Regions from separate parts of the Mus musculus genome. Here region 1 is linked to region 2. The links are chromatin loops, found by intact Hi-C in ENCODE. Cell type or tissue: gastrocnemius. All regions are shown on one strand. Each heading gives the region's core, and the rest is flanking DNA. Links, peaks and the distances in the headings are about the cores only. Region 1 has its middle 86 kb from the start of Peli1. Region 2 has its middle 17 kb from the start of Peli1.

The links. Hi-C counts contacts between places; a loop is a spot of excess contacts. Peaks named below come from ENCODE experiments on the same cell type or tissue, not always from the same donor. Only the 100,000 strongest peaks of a DNase experiment are listed, where the experiment ranks them.
Region 1: it touches region 2 in a loop (1.9-fold over the local background); 2 of 42 quality-filtered maps call a loop at or near these places.

The regions. Positions count from the first base shown.
Region 1 is chr11:20,999,447-21,011,696 of GRCm38, forward strand. No RefSeq gene overlaps it. Among named protein-coding and RNA genes, the nearest start is that of Peli1, 86 kb to the right of the region's middle. In gastrocnemius, for the core only: no CTCF peak of the experiment used is centred there; DNase peaks (open chromatin) are centred at 5,007 and 7,989.
Region 2 is chr11:21,067,856-21,080,105 of GRCm38, forward strand. No RefSeq gene overlaps it. Among named protein-coding and RNA genes, the nearest start is that of Peli1, 17 kb to the right of the region's middle. In gastrocnemius, for the core only: no CTCF peak of the experiment used is centred there; no DNase peak of the experiment used is centred there.

The DNA of each region.
Region 1 (12,250 bases), core at 1,378-9,377, 70 kb before region 2:
AGCAACCTCTCTCCCAGTGCCACAGACAAGGTCTGACAGCAATAAAGTGGGAAGAACTGGTGGGCTGGAATCATCAGCTATGCACGGTCAACTTTACAGCTCAGTGCTACAGCTGGGGGTAGTTACCTGGTCCTGAACACACACTATCAGTCAGCAGCACAGCTCGGTACCTCCGCTGGTAGGTGAGGAGGAGCCCCTGGTCCTGAATACACTTACTCTGAGGACTTCCAAGGAACAGCCAGGGGCGTGGACTTGGGGTTAGTGGCCTATAGAGCCAGGGGAGCCCCCAAAAATCATAATAAAGAGATACTAAATGTGGTTTAATGTTATATTCTCAGTTCACTTCACATGTATAGGTTCTGTGATTGGCTCTGCTCTTGTCGAGTTCTTTAAATTCATTGAGCCATTTGCTCCTAGGAACAGGGTAGAGGAAGACAGACTGACGTTTACCTCCATGAAGTTCTTGCTTTGACTTTCCTGCTGGAAACACACTGCAAGGTGTGTCATATGCCTTCTAATTCTTTATTAGGAATAAGCACAATTACCTGTTATAACTTAATTTAAACATGGTTCTGTTAAATAAGGGAAGCAAAGGATTTCTAAATCCTTGCAAAGTTGAGGGATTTGTCCAAGTGAGTCACCTGAGGCAGTTAGGAAGCATGTCTTTACCACGAAATCATTTTCTGAAAAGAGATGGGCCCTCTGAAAAATTTTAGCCCTTCTGTGCCCTAAACCAAGTGACAGCCATTAGGATTTCCTTTTAGCTCAAATCACTCACTTCTGAAAAACAAAAACAGAGCAGTCAAGTCCGGAGAAACAGATTTAAGACAATTCTTTTGAAAAGGGTCCTAGAAGAGAGCTTTTAAATCCTCCAGTTGCAACTGCTGATATAAACTGTTATAAAAATAGTCAGTCAACAAGAGACTGAACCTCAGAAAGGAACTATAAATCTTTTTTTTTTTAAACCAAACATGGCTGTCTGAGCCTGAGATCTTGATTTTTGAAGACATTAGTGACTAAATAATACTGGCTATAGAAATTGCTGGAAAGTTATAAATAGAATGTTAAATAATACAGTGCAGCTAATTCCCCAGGTGTTGTCTCTGTTCTCAAGTAAGGATCTCCACAAACAGCATGCTGGCACACAGCTTGCCTGTGGGTGGACATCTCTAGTGCTATTGTTCACTCACGGTTGCTGACGTCACTTTAGTCTATCAGTTGAGTGACATTATTATTCCTTGCTTGGTTAGTTCTTCCACCCAACCCACATCATTAGCCTGGTCTTACAGATAATTAGCATTCATCCTCTGGGGATGTGTTTGCAATATTATCTTATATGATGTTATGTAGGGAGCAAAGCGCAAAGCATTCTTGGAAGGCTGGGGATGCTTCAGTGTCGAGAAATGATGCAGCTTTTGATCTATAAAGCAGGTCTGCCAACACCAGACTCTGATCTTACACTGAACTTTTCTTTCAGAAAATCTGGTTTTAGAGCTTCGAGGCTGCTGCAAAATTTGATCTAACGGAAACTTGGTAAGAGGGTCCAGGCTGATCACAAGTGACTGCAAGTGTATCTAGTATACCTGTAAACCTACTGCACCTACTGGACTGGGCTTTAAAGCCATCCGTACATGCTGTAGGGGCAAGCTGATTTTTTTTTCATAAACGTGATTTTGAGATAACAGTATATCAATTCCCAGGACCTGTTAGGACTCGGAGCCAAGTGTTCAAGGTGAAGGTATGGGGCCGAAACCTTGCCAGCTCATCCCTGTGCTTGGAGTTGTTAGGAAACTCCTTACAGTTTCAGAGGACGCTCAAGCTTCCAGTTTCTAAGCAGCATTAAAGAAGAAAACATAACAGAGTCCATTTTGGAAGAGACATGAATATGCTTCCAGTAATTGTCAATAACTAAGAATTTGGATTATGAAAGCTGTGGGAATTCAGGCCAAGTGCTGAGCAAGGGCTCTTTTCACATGCCCTCCTGCTCAGAATGCCATTCCCTCAGCTCTAACTTCCAGGGTACTTTCAGCTCATGCCCATGGGCTCAGCTTACCTGACACTTCAGGAGAGACCCAATGTGTGCCTTCAAGGGGCTCCCCATCCCTACTTTGTAGTGGTATCGCTGTTTCCTGGTATAGTAGTGTCTGCCTTCCTCGATAAACAAAGACAGCAGAAGAGCAGAATAGGCATCTGCCTTATCACCACTGGCTTGGCAGGCTCAAGGTAGTTGTGTAGCAGTAGTTAGTCGCTTTGAATGAAAGGCACACACACACACACACACACACACACACACACACACATAAATTAATTTTGATATGCCTTGACTAGCTTAGTGGCTGGGCATTTCTTTTATTTCTTTCTTCTTTTCTTTTCTTTCTTTCTTTCTTTCTTTCTTTCTTTCTTTCTTTCTTTCTTTCTTTTTTTTCTTTTTGTGACAGGGTTTCTCTGTGTAGCCCTGGCTGTCCTGGAACTCACTCTGTAGACCAGGCTGGCCTCAAACTCAGAAATCCGCCTGCCTCTGCCTCCCAAGTGCTGGGATTAAAGGTGTGTAGCAACACGCCCAGCTTGGCTGGGCATTTCTAATTCTTCCCATGGCTAGCAAACACTCCCCTCCAGTATTCCAGAATTAGCATCCTTTTAAATCTATATTTCATCTCTGCTACCTCAGACCCAATCTAGGAAGTGACCACTAGGGCCACTTATCAGAATTCTTATGTGGCTGTTCCATCCTAAGCCCCTCTCATAGTGATTCTGCTTCCTCCTCCTCTCTCTCTCTCAAGCCTAGGAATCCCAAAAGTCCTGCCTCTGTCTGTCCTGCCCAACCATTGGCTGCTGGCATCTTTATTTACCAGTCGGAGCCATGTAGGGGCAGGGTCCATCAGTGTCTTATGTGCAGACACTCACGTAAGCAGTTTGGGGGACCAGAATTAACATTACAGCACAAACAGCATCCACTTCATGGTTGTTTGTAACAGAATAAAGAAACCACTGACCGTTGAGTGAGCATAGCGGCTAGCCTGAACATATTTGCCTGCTCTGTGCCAGGATGTGTACGGTGCTTGGCACATGGGAATGAGTGGAAGAGTGATCATGCAGAACACCCAGAAACTCAGCCCAAATCTCAATCTCAATGCCCTACAGTTGTGAATGAAGCTTTTTTTTTGTTTATGTAAAATTTAGGGTACTGTTTCCAAACTCAGAATCATATTTGCTTAACTTGCAGACCAGAGGAAAATTCAAGCTCGTTGGTGAACTACCAAGAGCAAAGACTATACTAGGTAAAATAGCTGCATGCCTGTTTCATATCTGTAAGTAGTATCCAGAGACAGGAGAGGAGAGTACACAGTAGGCTCAATATAAATGTATACTTTTGCTCAGCTTCTGAGTTATGGGATCCTTAGAGGGTTACAGTATAGTGCTGCCTATCTATTCTAATGGGCAACCACGTGTCTGGTCTTCTGATTTTGCCATTAAATATTTTTCTGCAGCATGCTTTCCAACTGCTCTTGGAATTCCATTGTATTTATGTGCCTCTATTAATGTTCCGAATAGTGGACATTTAGGTTAGTTTTCATTTGGGGACACCATCAACCTATAGCTAAATCTTTGCACACACATTCAGCCATCTTTCTATTAAATAATGGGATCATCATTTTCAACTGTATTTGTGGAAAGCATCATTAAGTCGTGGTTAGATTTAGCTTAAATTAAAATCTGTCCCCACCCCGTTTTGTCAGTCATATCCTCAAATGGCCTGCTTTGTTTCATAGGAATTAAGAAACCAAAAGTTCTTAGAGATGACCTTTTATAGTTCCTACTAATGAAGAAAGCTTGAAATTTTTCTTAGAAACATGCTGAACAATAAATAGTTTTATCCAGGCCTGAGATCAAGACCTCTACTCCAAAGGCCACAAAGCCAGTAACTTCAAAATTGGCACAGAACTGCCTTTTTATTTACTTGCAGACTTGCTTTGGTATTTCTTTATTTTGCTTCAATCATAATTGAAAGAAGTTTTGGGAGGGAGCATCTGGGAGTAGTCACATCTTGTACCATGGAAGCAAATTTTCTTTGCTATTTAAAGTGCATAGGTTATCCCTTCCAATTCTGGAGAAATCTGAAGTAATTGACTGAGTGTCCTACAAATCAACTGTGGCCACTCTCTGTTATATTTCCAAGATAAAGTTCATTTTCTACATTAGTAAACGTTTTTTAAAGGTTATGTCATTGTGCCTTCCCTGACTTCTATTGTGTGACACTATTCCTGGGGAGGTGTGAACAAATGTCTACTCACACCCATAGAAAACCAACAACAGGCAAAGTACGGATACCATGGAAGTCCAGTTTGGTGAACTGATGAGTTTTATCGGGGTTGTTTACAGAAATATAGGTGAGGGGTTTCTTATAGGTATAGACATGACTCAATGGCAGCTGTATCACCAGAGCCCACCCTAGAACCAGTGACACCTCATGAAAGCTGGAAACCTCGAGGGCACCACACAAACTGTGGGTGGGCACTCAGGCACCTGTAGATCACTCAGCTGGCCTGAGCCTCTTCAAGGCAGGTTAGCTTGTCTGAAAGTATCTCTCAGTGGTCCTTACTTCTGACATATGCTCAGGGGACAAGCCTGGGTGAATCTGGTTAGTTTCAAGGATTCCCTGAAGACATTGAGTTGTTTACTTGTAGAACTTAAGGCCCGTCCCTGCAGGGTGGAATCTTTCACCTTCCTCTTTCTAAAAGTCACCCTGGTCTTGGAAAACACTCATCAATCCCCACTCTGCCAAACCTTTCCTCTTGTCTTTCTGACCTTGTCTTTTCAAACCTTTGTCTTTCTGACCGCGATGCTGTCAAGTGAGAGTTCCTGCATGTGTGTGCGGTCCATGCTTGTGAGCCTGTGCCTGTGCACGCCTAGGCCAGAGGAGGATCCCATCCTTGAGACAAGGCTCACTAAATTGGGAGCTCGCCTTTTATGCTAGACTGCCTGGCCAGAGTGCCCTCGGGATCCATCTGTCTTCATCTCCTAACGCCGAGGATCGGGGCATGCAGTCATGCCCAGGTTTTTACACGAGTGTTGAAGATTCAAATGGGGTTCTCATGCTTGTAAATCAAACATTCGTACTCAGTAAGCTCTCTCCTCACATTCCTGGTAAATTAATTCAATAGCTATGACAAAAGTTTAGGGTTGTATAACAGGACTCTGAGAGGCCAAAAGATCCTGGAGAAAAATAAATAAAAATACAAAACATGGTGCAGGCTACTGAGGTAGTAGTAGTTCAAAGCCCTGGTTCCAGGTTCGATTCCCAGCACCCAGGGGGCAGCTTAAAATCATTTGTACCAGCAATCCCATGGGAATTTGACACCTTCTCTTGGCCTTCATGACCTCTTTTAACAGGTGGGTGAGCAGACGTGCAGGCAGGCAAAACACCCATATTCATGAAAATAAAATACAAAAATTGTTTTGTTAAAAAGCACAATGGACAAGAACTTGTCTCAGAAATGTATTCCATGAACTCTGATTTCCAGAAATGATACCGGAAGTATAGAAGCAATTTTAACACACCCCTGACCCCACAACACATCAGGAAAGTCGCTCTCATCCACTGGAGGAAGACTTGCTGGAGCTAATGGCTAAAAGGTTCGCCAGTCCTACTGACTCCATGGCCGCTGCCTCTGCTACTTCTACCATCATCAGCGACCTGTGCTCCACAGACTTGATCCTCTTGCTTGACATCTCATTGCCATGGCTCAGAGCTGTGACATCCTGGCTTGGTGTCCCAGTGTCATTGGCAAGATCAGACTTTGTATTTTCTATCATCCTCTTGTGTAGTGAGTTAAAGTCCTAATTTGCTCACCGTTCGCTGCCTGCCTACTTCACTCTTGGAGAAGAAAGACAAGAATAGACAGAATTGGCCAATTCACTAAGATGCAGAGCAGCTGACACACTAGGGACACTAACACATGTAGCTCAAGGAGTGATCAAACTGTCTCAGGCTTTCAGTCACACTAGAGTGCCTTTCTCTGTCGGTCACAAGAAAATGACAGCATCCAGCAAAGACAGGGAAAGAAAAAAACTACTACTATGACGACGACTACGACTGCGACTAATAATAATAATGTGGAAGAGGGTTTGGGGGAGAAAAACAGAACATAAGAAAACAAGCTCAATAGAATATAGTAAAATTTCCCCTCAAGGGACCTGGTTCCAGACAGAGTTAAACTGGATCTTGGATTTATTCCCGGCATGGATTTATCTCATGGATCAGACTAAGGAAGATCAGACTTGGGAACAAGAAAAACTGGATCTCAGGCTCCAGAAAATGTTGGGAGATAATGTTCTGTCACGATGACCACTTGGAAGATGTAAAGCTAAGCAGGCACTGGATTTGAAATAATAATAATAACAACAACAACAACAATAATATAATTTAAAGTCTGCTTGTTCAAGCTACCCATGAAGTGCCATGTGTGATCATGGTCCATGTCAGTCTACTGAGTGAAATGCTAGCAGCTTAGTAGGACAGCATGAGGCACTTTTCAGAATGGGTTAAATTCTAGCAGCACATCCTAGAGTCAGAGAGTCCCATGGCTGTGTTTGACTATGAACATAGTACGTAGGGCAGGGAGCATGCTGGAATTCTTGCAAGTGAGAGAAATTAAACGTAAGCAGAAATATAGGTACTCTGAAAGTAGATGGGCCTGTGGGAAGGCAAACAATTTAACAAGATGTATAGAATGTGCAACCATGGCTCAGGGACCCCACGCCTACCCCCGACCCAGGGTTTTATTCACTGCAGGCATTTAATAAGTGTTAACTATTGACTTGCTATGCTTTGGAACTCCTGGAGGGAAGAGGTGGGGTTGTGGGGCTCAGAAAAAAAATCTAGAAAGGATCAGAAAATTCCTGATATTTACAAAATTCCCAAGTCCCTTCCCTAATGTTATAAAAGTAATAAGCAGTTGCTAGGAGGAGTGTTCTCTCCCAGCCACCAGCTCTAAGCTGCCAGCAAGTCTAGCAGGGAGTCCGGGGTGGGGGGCATTTTGCATCACCTATGTTCTGTAAGTAACCCCAATAAATGCATGGGTTCATTAAGCTAGGCTTGAGTGTAATCATTTGTTTGTTCTGTCAGTGCCCTGTCTGGGGTAAATAGATGCAGTCTCTTCCCAGAGAAAGTTACACAACATTCCCGGGTGAAATTCAGCTTCTAATTAGCTAAGCCCATGCATGCCCTCCAGAGAGATGCCATCCTTCACACACGTCCTTCATGTTTGGAGAGCCAGAGACGCATACCCTTGTTAAATAACGTCATGGTGTCCGATGAGCACAGTCATAGCCAAGGCAAGAGTCCAGACAAACAGCCAGGCGTCACCACTGATCTGGGCCATCACTGATGAGCCCAGAAGATGAGAAGTAGAACTCCAAGATAAATGGAATTTGAAGTCTGGACCCAGAGAATTTTCAGTTCCTTCACTTTACATTTGAGTAAACTTAAAATGAACTTCTCCGTCTCTGGGGGTTGGCTCAGGAAGTAGAAGGTTCCAACTCAAGTAGAATGCTGAGGAGGAAGAATTGTAAATGGCGCAAGGAAAGCTCTGGGAGGAGACAAGTTTTCGTGGAGAGGGCATGAGCTCAGGGGTGGGGTGTGGGGGACTGTTCCGGCTTCAGATCCAACCTTAACTCACTGTCTAGACCTTCAGCAATATAACTGCTCCCAAACTCATTTTCCAAACTCAGCTATAAAATGAAAATGATCATTTTGTAGCATTTGTAGAAATGGAAGATGTGATTTTAGCTGGTCATTAATTGGCATTTGGAAATAAAACGACAAACAAGATGTCGGTTATAGCTATTCCTCTGAGAAAAGTAGAGTGTCAGAGGTGGCATGAAGGTAAACGCAAGCAGGGCATTCAGCTTGCAGGTCTCAAGCATGTGTTCACCTGTATGAGGAAATGCTGTCCAGCCACTCACAAGGAAATGTCACCCTGGAGCGATGCCCTTGACACAGCAGGTTGTCCCCTTCTCCTCACCGTGTATGATGCATCTGCCTGATCATTTAGCATAAGCCACATAGACTGCATTTTTATAATGGGTTCCAAGACCAAGGGCAGAAAGATTTTTAAAAAAGAAACAAGTATGTTACTTTATGATTCCTGTATGATTTGCAGTTAAGAAGGGTTTTCTTCCAACCAAAATCTACAGTAAAGCAGAACTTGGATTTTGTTTGAGAATGCAAGAGTTGATAATATCTGTATGTGTGGGCACTGTTTTTTTTGGGGGGGGGTCATCCCCTCTCACATTGACCCCACTGCACAAGGAGTTACATTTTCAAATGAGAGATTCTTGGAGCACTGGGCCTCTGACCCAGGAGACTGCAGATTCCAGATAGCACCAGTATAGAAAGCATCTGAAAGCCAGAAGTACAGAGCAGTTACCTGCCAACCGATTCTGGCTGCATAGGTGATATTTGAAGATCAGCAACAACCAACCATACAGAAAACATAAGAATTACCTCTAAAGGGCAGCCATATTCAAAAAGGAAAAGAAGGTGGAATGATTCTAAATTTAAAAAGAGAACCAAACCCCACAGTGACCAGCCTCACCTTCAGTTTGCTGTGAGTCAGAAGACTCCAGGTTGAGGAAAGCCAGGGTAAGCGTTAAATGAGTTTTCCAACCTGTGTTTTCCTTTAACATGATCAAGGAAGTTTTCTCAACAATAAAAGCAAGAAATTTCACCCTCAAAGATATTTTTTCAGCTTAAAGAAACCGCTCTAATTGCACCATCTCCTAGTTTTTTTTTCTAAATTAAATTTCACATTTACAAATGTGGGATCAACAAACCAGTTCTGCCATTGTTTTTAGATTGCAGGTGAACCCCTGGATGGCCTGGGGCAGAGAACACTGGAAACGCTTTTACTTGAAGGGCTGGGTCTCCTCTGCTTTCTGATCAGGATGCTCCTCCATCCTTCTCCTGACTTTTCCTTTTATCTAGTCAAATGCTTCCTGGACATCTCTGCCAGACGTCCCATTCTCAAACTCACCATGCACACTAAGACAGTCTTCTCTGTAGCATGCCCTCTCTTGGAATGCTCATCCCAAGCAGTGCGGAGCTTCATCTACACACAGGGACCTCAACACAGTTTTACAAGCGCACAGAGGAGACTCTGAGGATAGTAGCAATTTGCAACGAGGTAGGAAGGCAGGGAGTGATTCCTAGAGACGTAAGCAATCAATCATAGAGACACCAGAGTGAAAGGAAACTATCATCTGTATCATTAGCTAGGATGTGGTAAGCCATACAAAAAAAAACAAAGAAAAGTAATTTAAAAAAATGGACAACCACAGCAAAAACCATACCAACTGTTCCGTTTTCCTGCAAGAGAGACTGGGGGTCCTATCAACCCCTTCCTGCAACTCAGAGTCAGAGATGTGCATGGCCTGGTATAGGGACAAGAGGGAATGCACATGAGGTCAGACCTCACCATAGGTCCAGCGAACCAGAAGCATCAGACCTCAGATCAGATTTCCACTGTTCTGCTGTTGAGAATTTGGGTCACTGTGTTGAAGATTGTCCCAAGAGGCTTGCCTATAGTCACACATTGTCAGGAAACTCTCCTGTAGTCACTCCATAAATTTTCTTTCCCACAGGACTATTTCTTAGGCCCCCCATGAAGGAACTGTAACGGGACTACATTTACTGTGTTAGTGTGTTCCATGGGTTGTAGAATTACTCAGAACTCACCCAGCAACTGAGAACCAGGCAGATCCCCTGTGCTAAAAAAAATGATCTGAAAGGAAATTCAAAAGAAATTAGAGCCCCACAACCTCAGATGAACCTCAAAGTTGTCATCAGTGCCACCATGATTCAGGCAGAGATGAAAGAACTGTGCGTAGCTCAGGCTAGCAGGGTGAGGTGCATGCTCCTTTGAAAGGGGCTATCTTGAAGAGATAGCTGAAGCTCAGCTTTAGAGGACCCAAATCTTGACCCTGATGAGAACTGAAGGAATCACATACTGACTTTAAGTAGCTTGGCCTAATGTCACACATTTAGCAACAAAAACAAAAACCTTTATACTGTTTATAGGCAGTCAGCATTTATTTTTTGGCTCAAAGTTTCTCTAGTGTTTCCTGTGGATAGAATTTTTAAAAAAGTAAATTTAGTTAAAAAAAAAAAAAAAAAAAAAAACATTGGGTCATTGTCCCAAGCTAACAGCAAACGAAACTAGGACATGCCTTCTCAGCTGTTAGGGAAGAGGAAATGAGCTGGTGAGCCCAGGGTTTACTCCTTCCTCTACAACAAGCATGCTTTAGGAAGATGTAAAGAGAGAGATCTGGCGACCAGTGGGAACCCAGGGGTCAAAACGTGTAGTGGAGAGATGGAGGGTAGACAGTATCAGGAGAAACAGACAAGGCAAAGGTACAGCCAACTGACCACCTAGAGGGGCTAGGCCAGGCAAGTGTGTGACAGCATGATGAGCATATGGCGCTTGCCTTTAATCCCAGCACTTGGGAGGCAGAGGCAGGTGGCTTTCTGAGTTCAAGGCCAGCCTGGTCTACAGAGTGAGTTCCAGGACAGCCAGGGTTATACAGAGAAATCTGGTCTCGAAAAACCAAAAAAAGAAAAAACGGGGGAAAAAAAAAAAAAGGTGTCAAATCACCGGATAGTGAGGGTGGGAGCAAGAAGGGCAGAGAGTGTGGTCTGCAGCACAGCTTAGGGCTCAAGTAAGCATAGCGTTCTCAAATTGCCCAGGGCCCATGCTTCCTCACCGTGACAGCATCCCAGCGCCACGGCTGGACTCCCTCTGCTTTCTCTCTGGGTCCAGCCTTTCTCCTTATTTGCTGGATACCATTTATTGGCCCTTCGACTTCTGATACGACTCCAACTTCAGTAGTATTTGCCCCAGATGGTTTCCACTGTGACATTCCCCTGTTTGGGGCCAGGTTTGTCCATTCAAAATATAAATTAATAAGAAGGAAGATGAGGGTGTAGCTTGGTAGTAGAGCTCTTGTCTAGTATGTGCCTAGGCCCTCGGTTCAATCGCCGGACTAAATGCTTTGCTGCTTGTGGGGCAGAGTTAAGCATTTCTGTTGAGACTCATTTCCTTTTCAGACCAAATCCATATGGTAGGTGGTAACAACAGATGAAGAAGCAGAGGGTAATGGCGCCACATTCACGGAGCTTCTAAAGTGGGCAAGCAGGATTCTGAATTCAAATGTCTGACTTTTAATTACTGTGCTATACTAAATAAAGAATGGGGTGGGGTAGGTTGGGGGTGGGAATAAAGACAATATAGTTTCGAGATCTAAAATAAAGAAATGTGCAGAGCAGTTGTGATCACAAGAGCAAGGAGATTTGTAAAGCTGGAGGTGCCACTGAAGGAGAGAGACCTCCAATTATGCGCACAGGCACATCTCCTTCTGTTAACTGAACAAACTCAGAGAGAAGAGATGTCTGAATTTTCTGGGTAGAATTTGCCTTGCACTGTCTGGTGGGTGGAGTGGGGATTTGAAGCCTCTTCAACTGCAGCACCTAGGCCCTAAGTCAGGAAGGACCCAAGCGCTTGGGCCGTGAGAGGCAGCAGGGAGGATGTCTGAAGTCAGCAGAGCTCACAAAACAAGAACTGCGAATGCTTTGGCCCATCCTTTCCCAGGCTCCCAACTGCCAGAAACTCACTGGCAGGCCGGGCCCCACACTCTTATGAATATTCATGACTGCCCCAAAGCCGCTTGGCTGGGCAGGCTCCTAACTCCAGTCTACCATCTGACCCCAATGCTTTGAAGGCTATGAATGCGGCCCAACACAGAATTGCGAACATTTTGAATTTCTAAAAGTGATCTTCTTTTTGCGGGTTCTGTTTTGTTTAATTTTGGTTTTGTGTTCTGCTACCTGAATTTTGTAAATGACAAGATGGCGTGTCAATGCCAAAAGTTTGGACACCCCTGCTCGGGGTTCAAAGACCTAAGAGTCTTCTGACAGGGAGTTAGAAGGAAGGAGGGAGCTCTTTTTTGAAGACTAATAGAAGAGCACACAGTGTGGACTTAGAGTGAAGTCTGCAACTGCTAAGCTAAGGGCCCCCCTTTATGAAGGTCACTCCCTGCATGTATGGTGCAGAATCATGAGAAACAGACAGGCTACTCACTGGGGCTTCTGTGCTGTCTTTATAACTCACACATGTGGCTAGACATGCATTTCAACTTCTGCAGGCTCTATCCCACCTGATACAGGGTTGAGACATTGGTGTCAGTCCATGTTACA
Region 2 (12,250 bases), core at 2,549-10,548:
CTCCATTGTGTAAATGTACCACATTTTCTGTATCCATTCTTCTGTTGAGGGGCATCTGGGTTCTTTCCAGCTTCTGGCTATTATAAATAAGGATGCTATGAACATAGTGGAGCATGTGTCCTTCTTACCAGTTGGAACATCTTCTCGATATATGCCCAGGAGAGGTATTGTGGGATCCTCCGGTAGTACTATGACCAATTTTCTGAGGAACCACCAGACTGATTTCCAGAGTGGTTGTACAAGCTTGCAATCCCACCAACAATGGAAGAGTGTTCCTCTTTCTCCACATCCTCGCCAGTATCTGCTGTCACCTGAATTTTTGATCTTAGCCATTCTGACTGGTGTGAGGTGGAATCACAGGGTTGTTTTGATTTGCATTTCCCTGATGATTAAGGATGTTGAACATTTTTTCAGGTGCTTCTCTGCTATTTGGTATTCCTCAGGTGAGAATTCTTTGTTCAGCTCTGAGCCCCATTTTTTAATGGGGTTATTTGATTTTCTGGAGTCCACCTTCTTGAATTCTTTATATATATTGGATATTAGCCCCCTATCTGATTTAGGATAGGTAAAGATCCTTTCCCAATCTGTTGGTGGTCTTTTTGTCTTATTGACAGTGTCTTTTGCCTTGCAGAAGCTTTGCAACTTTATGAGGTCCCATTTATCGATTCTCGATCTTACAGCACAAGCCATTGCTGTTCTATTCAGGAATTTTTCCCCTGTACCCATATCTTCGAGGCTTTTCCCTACTTTCTCCTCTATTAATTTCAGTGTCTCTGGTTTTATGTGGAGTTCCTTAATCCACTTAGATTTGACTTTATTACAAGGAGATAGAAATGGATCAATTCGCATTCTTCTACATGATAACCACCAGTTGTGCCAGCACCATTTGTTGAAAATGCTGTCTTTTTTCCATTGGATGGTTTTTGCTCCCTTGTCAAAGATCAAGTGACCGTAGGTATGTGGGTTCATCTCTGGGTCTTCAATTCTGTTCCATTGGTCTACTTGTCTGTCGCTATACCAGTACCATGCAGTTTTTATCACAATTGCTCTGTAGTACAGCTTTAGGTCAGGCATGGTGATTCCACCAGAGGTTCTTTTATCCTTGAGAAGAGTTTTTGCTATCCTAGGTTTTTTGTTATTCCAGGTGAATCTGCCGATTGCCCTTTCTAATTTGTTGAAGAATTGAGTTGGAATTTTGATGGGGATTGCATTGAATCTGTAGATTGCTTTTGGCAAGAAAGCCATTTTTACTATATTGATCCTGCCAATCCATGAGCATGGGAGATCTTTCCATCTTCTGAGATCTTCTTTAATTTCTTCAGAGACTTGAAATTCTTATCATACATATCTTTCACTTCCTAAGTTAGAGTCACGCCAAGGTATTTTATATTATTTGTGACTATTGAGAAGGGTGTTGTTTCCCTAATTTCTTTCTCAGCCTGTTTATCCTTTGTGTACAAAAAGGCCATTGACTTGTTTGAGTTAATTTTATATCCAGCTACTTGATTGAAGCTGTTTATCAGGCTTAGGAGTTCTCTGGTGGAATTTTTATGGTCACTTATATATACTATCATATCATCTGCAAAAAGTGATATTTTGACTTCTTCCTTTCCAATTTGTATCCCCTTAATCTCCTTTTGCTGTCTAATTGCTCTGCCTAGGACTTCAAGTACAATGTTGAATAGGTATGGAGAGAGTGGACAGCCTTGTCTAGTCTCTGATTTTAGTGGGATCGCTTCCAGCTTCTCACCATTTACTTTGATGTTGGCTACTGATTTGCTGTAGATTGCTTTTATCATGGTTAGGTATGGGCCTTGAATTCCTGATGATTCCAAGACTTTTATCATGAATGGGTGTTGGATTTTGTCAAATGCTCCAATTTTCTGATTAAGCCAAGATACCTGTTCAACTAATTTTATGCTCATCCATATACAGAGGGATGATTGTCTCTTACTAATCTCGAGAGTCTGAATCTTAGTTTAGTAGATAAGCCAATGTGTGGTATACCACCTGGACAGGCCCTATCTCACTGGACTCCAACCTACATCTCCGGTCAGGTGGAAGAGGCTCCCAATTTCCTAAAGCATCAGTGGCCATGTTTTATTTTTCATGCCTTAGCCCCATGGTTACTGTTAATGGGTCTGTGAAGAGGGTATCCCCAGTCCAAAAGACAAGCAAAATTTAAGTTCCTTTAAATCTTTGGAGTAGACTTGAGAGAACTTTTAGTTGCTCAAAATCGGCATATTAGGGTCCATCTCTTTACAAGGATATAGAACTATAATGGCACAAAATTGCAGTCAAAGTCACCTAACATCTGGAAGTGGGAACTGATGTAGATAGACTCACCTGAGGAGATCGGGAGAGAAGAGCTAAGGCACTCCATCCACAGAGCAATAGATAGACCAATAGACAAGGGATCTAAGAACATTCTAGTTCTACTTTTCCAGACAGCCAACTGTCCCTGCTTTTCTTGAAATTCTTATTTACTTGGGTTGTCTTGAGTTTTCCCCAGATACAATATTTTTAGCCAGAAAAGGCTAAAATTTACAGTTTAACACAACACAAAGTTTCTTATTCTTTTCCTTCCATCCTTGGTTTCTTCCTGGTTCCCCCACTGGTCTTTCTCCCTCCCCCTATCTCCTTCTCTCTTAATCTGTTCCAGGCCTGGGAGGTGTTTGGGACATTTCTGCTTCTATCTAAGATCCTTAGTACTAGCTTTTAAATACTTCTTCCAATTTGTAATCTAACACTTCTATTTCAAAGCAATTGGTCAGAAATTATCACATGGCCTACTTAACTTCAAGAGAGCAATGTCAGCTAGATAGAAGGCACAGTAGTTAAAAGCACTTGCTACTACTCTTGCAGAGGACCCAGATTCAGTTCCCAGCACCCATTTGGCAGCTCACAATGATCTGTAATTCCATTTCCAAGGGATATGATGCTCTCTCTGGCCTCCAAGGGCATCACATGCATGTGGTGCATATACATACACGCAGGCAAAATATCCACACACATAAAAATAAATAAAAATTAAAACAAATATTGCCAGGTGGTGATAGTACACATCTTTAATCTCAGAACGTGGGAGGCAGAAGCAGGTGGATCTCTATGAGTTCAAGACCAGTATGAGCTACAAAGTGGCTTCCAGGACAGCCAAGACCACATAGAACCTGCCTTAACAAACAAACAAACAAACAAACAAACAACACCTCCCCCCAAAAAAAACAGAGAGAGGGGATTTTTTTCTTCAAATAGTGAGAGAAATAAAACTGGAGCTTTGGGTGGATTGGTACTCAGATGTGGAGTACCTTGCTGTCAACACTTTACCTTTCACTGGGACCATGCTCATAGTTTTAGTCCCACCCCCACCTCACTGAAACTCATCAACAATGTTACATTTATATCATGGCTCCTCTTTGCCTCACTCTCAGGAACACTTAAGCATACCCCTTGCCACTGACATACTTGATGTCTCACAAATGAATAACAAAGCCATAGCAAGCAAGGGCTTGCACGGTGGAGTAGATAAGCCTTTAGTCACTTGTTTCCCCTTCTAAAACAAGCACAGTGGCTGAGAAGGATGGATCTGTGCATGTGAGGAGAAAAGCAGATAATGGGAGCTGATGGGATCTACTGGGTATGAGTGAGCTACTGTCATTTACTTCCTTGCAGTTCTTATGGAAGGCTGAATTCAACCTACAGAGAAATAGGAGAAAGGTGGAGAAATTTTTACTAAGTAAAAACTATCACTTTATACAGTATCATCTCATTTTTTAACTACCTGGCAATGCCTATGAGCTAGATTATCCTAGTAAACTGAAACATGAAGAGTTATAGCATTTTCCAAAATCATACAACTAGTATACAGTGCTGGGAGAATTTAATCCAGGTTTCCAAGTCCAGACCTTTGAATCCATACTTCTTACAATTTCATGAAGCATGAAAAGCAGCAAACCTAAAATGTACCCAAGGAAAGATAACCCAGATTTTATGGGGCTATTCCAAAAAGAAATATGGTTCAGGAAGGACTGAACTGATTTTAGGAATGCTCCCCATAGCTTACAAAGATATCGATCTCTCTTGCTTTCATTTACACTCTTATTTATTTAGAAGCATTTAACTAGGCTAAAAATCAAATGAAGATAAAAAGATAAGACAGAAATTCCTCTTCTCAAGTTGCTGACTATATTTAGGCATAGATGCTTAAGTAAACAGGTAATTATGAGGTAGCCGCATAGAGATGTGATGGATATAAGCAAGTGATGTTGAGAGCAAGTGCTACCCCCGTGTTGCTATCCAGTATCTGGGAATACAGATTCAGGTAGAACTCTGTGTGCATGAGGAGGCTTGCTTTCAGGATCAGCACCTTTGGGTAAAGGAAAGAAGCTGAACCTAAATAGTTCAGAAGGACAAGTTGAGTTGTGACCAGTTACAATAAGCGTCTCATCCCTTCCTGGAAGAATTATAGAGCTAGGACCTATCATGGTTGGGAAACATGATCAGGCTCATTAGCATCTAGTCATTGCATTGGGCTGCTCCTGCTCAACAAGGGCACTTGCCAGAAGGAAATGCTGCTAAAGTTAGGTACCAACATTCTCAGCAGTTAAGGGGATAGGGCATCAGGTAGGGATTAGCAGATGAGGATGAATCTGAAGGATAAGAAGCAGACGTGGTGGGTGAATGGGACAGTGATGCTGGAATGGAATCAGAATTAGTCTAATACTCAAACTGACAAATAGCACTAGGCATGATAAGTAGAAAAACTGAGCACACTAAAGAAAAACAATTGTTATGAGCATGGCAACTCTGGAGGGAAAGGGGATAAGTGTAGGCATAAATGTTTTGCAATGAGGGCTCAACCTCTCCTCTAGCCCACTGCCCAGCAGAGGTAGTGGAAGAGAAAAGTTATTAGGATGTGGGGGAAGTAGACCTGTTCAGCAATAGGTCTTTGGGGGCAAACTCGATCTTCTTTCTCAGTTCAGTCTTGTAGCAAACACCAAATATGACACAGCAGCTACAGACCAGTCCTCTAGGCAGGCAGATATCACACACAAATTGGCAGCTACAGTCTAGTCCTCTTGGCAGGCAGACACCAGGCATGAACCAGCAACTGTAGTTCAATCCTAAAGAACCCATCGGGCTCACCAACCAGCCTGAGGCGAGGCGACAGGAGCAAGCAGCAAGCTGCCGCAGGAACCTCACGAGTAGTTCTTTGGTGAATTTCTCTCAACATTGGAATTATCACAAGTTGAGCTTAGCTTGCTATGGAAGGCAAAGCAATACAATACATTGTTAACGAAGAATAGTGAGGTGGAACAAATCAAACCAATGTTCAGTGCTCCTCTCCCGCTGTCTGTGGGGTCATATCTATACTCCTTTATCAAGCATCCTCTCATGTGTCTGCTATATCAAAAACATCCTTTCACCTGTGTCTGCTTCAGGAAAACGTTCTCTCATGTGTCTGCTTTAGCAAGACATCCTTTCGCCTGTGTGCCCCAGCAAACCATCATTTGACATAACAAACTTTCCAAAGAAACTAGAAGTTTCCAATTCAGATAAATCTTGTTTTTATCATATGGTCTTTTCAACATTCATGTAGAGATCTCTAGCTACTGTCCCTAGAGCTCAGAAAATAAATCTGAGTTGGACAGAGTTGGAGTCAACCCAGGGGCAGAAGGGAGAAGCCAAAGGAGTGGAGAGTGTCGGTAAGCAATAATGTCATAAAGATTGTGTCAAAATAAAGAGGAGACACAAATGAGCTCTGAAGATGTCTTCAAATAAGCTAATGACAAGGACAAACTTTGTGTGATTTTGTTATGTAAGGAATCAAGGGTTGTCAGATTCATGGAGAAAGAATATGAAGTGATAGTTTTCAGTGATAGTTTTCAAGACTCATGGGGAGAGACTGTGTTTCTTGTATGTATTTCCATTTGGGAAGTTGAAAAGGTTCTGTAGGTGGAATGGAAATGACTGTTGCACAAGAGTGTGAATGTGTTCAAGACTACAAAGTTGAGCACTTGAAGTCAATTTAAGTGGCAAGTTTTGTGTAGTAAACACGTAGAGTATATATTTTCCTGTGATAGAGAGGAGAAAGGGAACAAAGGAGGGTATGAAAATGGATGAACCATGTAGGCCTCCCTCAAGAAGCTCGAATGGGGAGGGAGAGAAGAGTAATAGTCAAAGAAAGAAGCTGCAGAATGTGATGTCGGAGAGATGGTGGATGGGATGGTCACTGTCACAGCAAAGGGACTGTATTAGCTGAGCACAACAAAATGATTGTTAATGGTCACTGGCGGATCTGCAGGGAACACTGAGGAAGGCAAGCTAGCAGGACAGAAGCAAGGATGGTGACACACAGATGGCAAAAGGGCTGGCTCCATCTGGCTCTAGTTCACTGTGATAACTTAGAACAGATCATCATGGTCCAAACAGTTGTCTACCAACTGAATAATTAGTCAATCATTAAAAAAATAGGAAAACATACACATTGAAGAGATGCAATGATATTATTTTGATATGAATTTTTATCTTCCAATTGTTAGATAGTGTTTATGTAAGGGAGGGAATTCATTTGTGAGAATCAAGCCAGTCAACATTTTAGTGTGGAGGGGGAGGGGCCATGGACAGTTGATGGCTGCTGGAGGAGAGGCCCTCAGTTTTTTGTTCTTGTTTTTCAGGGTATGGTATGGTCAAGTACACTGCAGGAGATGGCCTGTACCCAGGCATATATGGGGAGAACAAATTGGACTCAAGTGAGTTATTAAAGAACAACAAAGCCGGGCGGTGGTGGCGCACACCTTTAATCCCAGCACTTGGGAGGCAGAGACAGGCAGATTTCTGAGTTCGAGGCCAGCCTGGTCTACAAAGTGAGTTCCAGGACAGCCAAGACTATACAGAGAAACCCTGTCTTGAAAAACCAAAAAAACAAAAAACAAAAAACAAAAAAAAAAAACCCAAAAAAACAAAAACAACAACAACAACAACAACAACAAAAATGTTGGGGAGGTAAGGAAGAGAGAGATCTGGGAGGGACTGGCAGAGAGTGACATCACATGATCAAAACAGTGCATGAAGTTCTCAAAGAAGTAATCATTTTTAAAAAAATATTTGTGAGCTTTTGAAGATCACCATCAAGTTTCAAGAAAAGAATATTGTCTAAAATTTGTACTTAAATATTTCTCTATTTAAATTTAAGTTTACTATGTGTAAGTTTATGATGTTATTGAAAAGACCTGATAAAAATGTATTCAGGTCATAGATTTTTTTTGAGTCATGGGGAAAAAATAGTTAAGTAAAAAAGGGTTAACTACTTTTTTTTTTAAAGCAGAAAAAAGTTGGTGGAAGAGTGATTTCTCCTAGAAACACTGTATCTAGTTTATCTAGGTCTACTCAAATGATCACTTCAAATTATCATCACACACAAGTAATGATCCAACAGTACACTGAATTTTTTGTCTAAACATAAATTTTATAAACTACAAAGAAAGGAATCCGTGATACATGTACTTATGAATAGAAATGTACTAGATATTCTCTTATTAGTCCTTGAGGAAGCCCTGGCTGTGAGATCTGATTACATGAGTTTGCATCATTTTCAGTTTTATAAAAGTACAACACATAAACACAAACAACAGTTTCAGGGACATTGACATGAGTTGCATTTGGAGCTTTCTAGAACAAGTTATAAAGCAGCAGCTGCTAATCTTGCTTGTCAATTTCATATACTTGAAAAGAGGGAATCTCAATCGAAAAATTGCCTCTATCATATTGACCTATGGACATATTTATGGCATATTTTCTTGATTGCTAATTGATGTAGGAGGACCTAGACCACTGTGGGTAGTACCATTTCTAGGCAGGTGAGCCTAGGCTGTATATATGAGCCAGAGAGCAGGCCAGCAAGCATCATTCTTCTACAGTTCTTGCCTCCAGCTTCCAGCTTTGAGTTCCTCCTCAATTTCCTTCAAAGACAGGTTGTTACCTGTAAGATGAAATAAACTCTTTCCCAAGTTGCTTTTGATTATAGTGTTCATCACAGCAACAGAAACTAAACCAGAACAAAATCCAATATAAATCGATCTGTTGGGTATGTGTGTATGATCTTGTGGTTGTCTGAGTGAGGATGTCCCCATGAGCTCTCATGTTTGAATGTTTGGTTCCCAGTTGGTGGAACGATCTATAAAGGATTAGGAGGTTGGAGAAGGTATGTCATTGGGAGACAGGCTTCCAGGTTTCAAAAGTCCATGCCAGGTTTAGTTCTCCCTCCACATGCTGTCTCCCCTGCCTGCTGCTTGTGGGTCAGATGTAAGTGCTCAGCTATTGCTCCAATAACTCATCTTCCTGTCCCCATGTTCCCTCCCATGATTGTGAAGGACTCACCTTCTACACTGTAAGCAAACCCCCAACTGATGTCTCCTTTGGTGAGTAGCCATGATCATGGTGTCACTTTAGAGCAATAGGACAGTAACTAAGACAGATCTCATCATTATGAATATCAGGGTCATAGAATGACACAGATATTGTAGACTGAAGATAAGTCCTAGGAAGGGAAGGATGGAATTGTTTCCTGAGGTCTGAATTACATGAACCAAGTAAAAATTGTAAAGGGGAGAAAGAAGGAAACTAAAAGAGTGATCTTTTTTGAGAAGATGGAAAGCCAATGAAATCAAATCACCTGCCAATTTTTTCACGGTCCCAGCACCAGATTACAAGTGCACACCACCATTCTTGGCTTATTATGTGGCATTTGGGATCAAACTTGGGTCCTCATGCTTGTGTATTTTCTACTGAGTTGTCTCCCCCACCACTGTTCTAGGCTTTCAATGAGTTGGAACCCACTTTTGAAAATTCTCTGATAATGCTAAAGCCAGTTAGAATCAAAGAAAAATTAAGGTTTTCCTAAAGGGTCAGATTATTATACTCTGAAGTCATTTAAAATATTAATATCAAATTAATGGTTTAATGTGGTTTAAAATGAAATACTAAACATAGAACTATTGGAGTTAGAGAGAAGGTTCAGTGGTTAAAAGGCTTTTTACTCTTCTAGAGGACCTGGTTTCTATTCCCAGCTGGCTCATGACTAACTCCAGTTCCAGGGAGCCCATGTCCTCCTTTAGCCTCACCCCTACATACATAGTGCATATAAAGTCACACAGGCACACACATACACATAAAACTGGAACGTTTTTGGAAAATCTGAAAAAAGATAGTTTAAGTCTTACATCATCCATGGTATAAATGCCTGGGAAGAAAAAAATGCTTTTTGTTCGTTTTGTTTTGTTTTGTTTCTATTTAACTACATGTACTTCTTGGTTCCTTTGGCTTTGTGTTTTCTTTGTGTGTTTTTAAAAGGGTGGTCTCATTGTGTAGCCCAGGTTGGCCTTGAACCCATAATACTAACAAAGCCTTGGCCCCTTGAATGCTGAGTTCTTAAGTGCCTGTTACCTTGCCAAAATTGGATTCTTTTTTTCAACAAATTCTAAATGCCTTTACCAAAATTATTTTCCAAGGTTTGTGCCTAGTTATTACCATTTTCAGAGCACATGTCCGTGGGTTCAAATTAAGTAATTACTACCCCCACAAAGCTCCTTCAACATAAGCAAAAATGTTAGAATTATTCATCTGTTTGACTGTTGTCTGTCTACAATCATCTAACCACTTGAAAATTATTGCTGTTTTTAAATTATCAAAAATTTGTCAAATCTCTATGCACAGCCAGCAGCTTTAAAAGAACATCTATGAAAGTAATGGACAATGGACAAAAATATGGTTGTCTTTCACAGCCAAGGATTTCTTCAAAAATTCATGTGAAGAGGTTGAAGAATAACATCTTCTAATTTATATAGCAATGTTATCTGAAAGTTACTAAACATTGATTGATTTTAAATGATAGAAATAAAGTCATCACTCTCAAGTTACATGGAATACAGTTTATTTTTCCCCCTTTTATAGCTCAGACTATGAATCATGATTACCACTGTGTGACTAGCCATCGTAGAAGAAAAACTACCTAAAATAGAGTTGAACATGCATTTAAGACTCATCCAAGGTAGTACTTTCCTTTAATACCAGCACTTGGGAAGCAGAAGCAAGTGGACTTCTGTGAGTTTGAGGCCAGCCTGCTCTACATAAAGAGTTCCTAGACACCCAGAGCTACATAGTAGTAAGGCCATGTCAAAACTAACCAACCAACCAAGAAAGTCATACCAAATAAGAAAGACATACTAAACTTGTCACTCTTTTCAGAAATCTTCTGCTTAGAGTGACTGCATACATTTTCTGTTCACAGGGGTTTGAATATTTGTTATTTGTCACAAATTTATAATCAAGTGAAATCCAATTACTTAATTTTTCTAACAGTTTGGTTCATGTCATATTTTAAACAATTTCAAGTCATTTAAAATGTTGTTTTAGTCAGAACTAACACATAATCCAAGCTGTTATTAAAGTGTGAGAGCTATCCTTGTTGGTTTCTGTGACACAAAATAATATTAACCTGTAATTATCATATCTATGACTTTCCAGCATAGAAATCTTTATCTAATACTTTAGAAAAGACAGAATCCACATGGGAAAATCTTCTATGACTTTAAGCTCATTCCTTTAAACCTACATTGGTTTTAAACACTTTGTGTTAACTTTTACAAGCATGCTTATGCACTCTCATTCCTCCTAAACAAAGAGTCAACAAAACGTGGCGGCTTCTTGATGATTGACAGGGGCATCCGCTGCACACATTCACTATTGCCCTGCTTTCTTTCCCTGCATCCAAGCACAAAGGCCCAGTGAGTTCTGTTGGGGTGGACTCCTTCTGTATGATGGAGAATGCATTTTAAGTGACTATGTTTGTTAGTGGCTCTTACTCAGATGCAGGAGGAAGAACGTAAGCCTGGGAGTCACACAGACTTGGAGTCCTTCTCCAGAGCCACTGTTCACTAAGCGTGAATCCGTGGAAAGTTGGTCAACTATTTAAAAATTGGCAAAGGCATGGACCCCATCCCTCCAACCCTTTCCAAGTATGCTGTACCTTGGAGTTTGCTATTCTTCCCTAAAAGTATGGGTGCTGATAAAAATTTATATTGAATTCAGATCCTACCACTTTTTACTGTGTGACCTTGGACAAATTATTCATTTTCTCTATCTTTTTTCTCATCTTTTTGCCTCTTATGAGGCGAACATATTTCCTACCTCAGAGATTTTTAAGTTACCAATTCATGTAACCATCCCTCATACATAGCTAACGCAAATGTTAGGATCTAAAAAGACTGGGAAAGCATTTCCATTGTGATCTGGAGGATGACAGAATCATATGTACTTAAGTAAGTTGAAATTTTCTACTAGTAAATTTTGTGAGTGTTAACCATCTCACTGCTGCTGGTGCTGCTGCTTGGCCTTCCCTCACCCCTCTTTTAGCCCCCCTCCCCGCCCCCATCCCTTTCTTCTTTCTTCTTATTCATTATCAACAGCTCCAATTTACTCTGACTTATGGGGTCCTGTTTGACAGCTGGGCAGGTGGTGTCAAGACATTTAATATTTTTACCGTATAGAACTGGAGATAACCTATCTTTTCCTCTTTGTTTTTCTTATTATGTGATTTGGCTCCATTTTCTCTGTTCCATTTACAAAGACAGGTTGGAAGGTTTTTCTCCCCACCAACCAGTTTGCCAGCATTATCATGTACAAATGTTTGCCTTTCACTCACAAGTGGCCATATGTCAACAGCCCAGTCTAAAACTCACCCGGTTATCTGTAAAAGTTCCCAGTGGTTATGTTTATAAAGCTTAACACCTTCCTTGTTTCAGACTCGGAGAACATTGTAAAGTATTTGTGTTGTGCATTCCATTTCTTTGTGTCCAAATATCATCTATTTGTCTTCAGCCATTAGCACAAATCTAATCCTCCAGTTGAATAACTTATGAGAATTTAGAAATGGAGAGGGAAAAAAATGAGGGTGAATAGTTATACATCTCAACAAACTGAGACGGTGCAATGGTCTCATAAAATGGGATGCATTTGCGGCTGTGCTGAACAATTAAATCTAGAAATTGCATAAACAGAAGTTTGGCTGAGATACAAGTTATGAAAGAGCTTATTTTGTGTATCAGTCTCATTGCTCAATAGCCACAGGACAAGGTTCTCACTGTACTGCTCTGCTTATTTATCAAGACCTACTATGACTCCTGAATCTCACATCAACAGAATCCTAACAGTAGTTTCTGTGTCACATATAAGAAATAGGTGCACATATCAC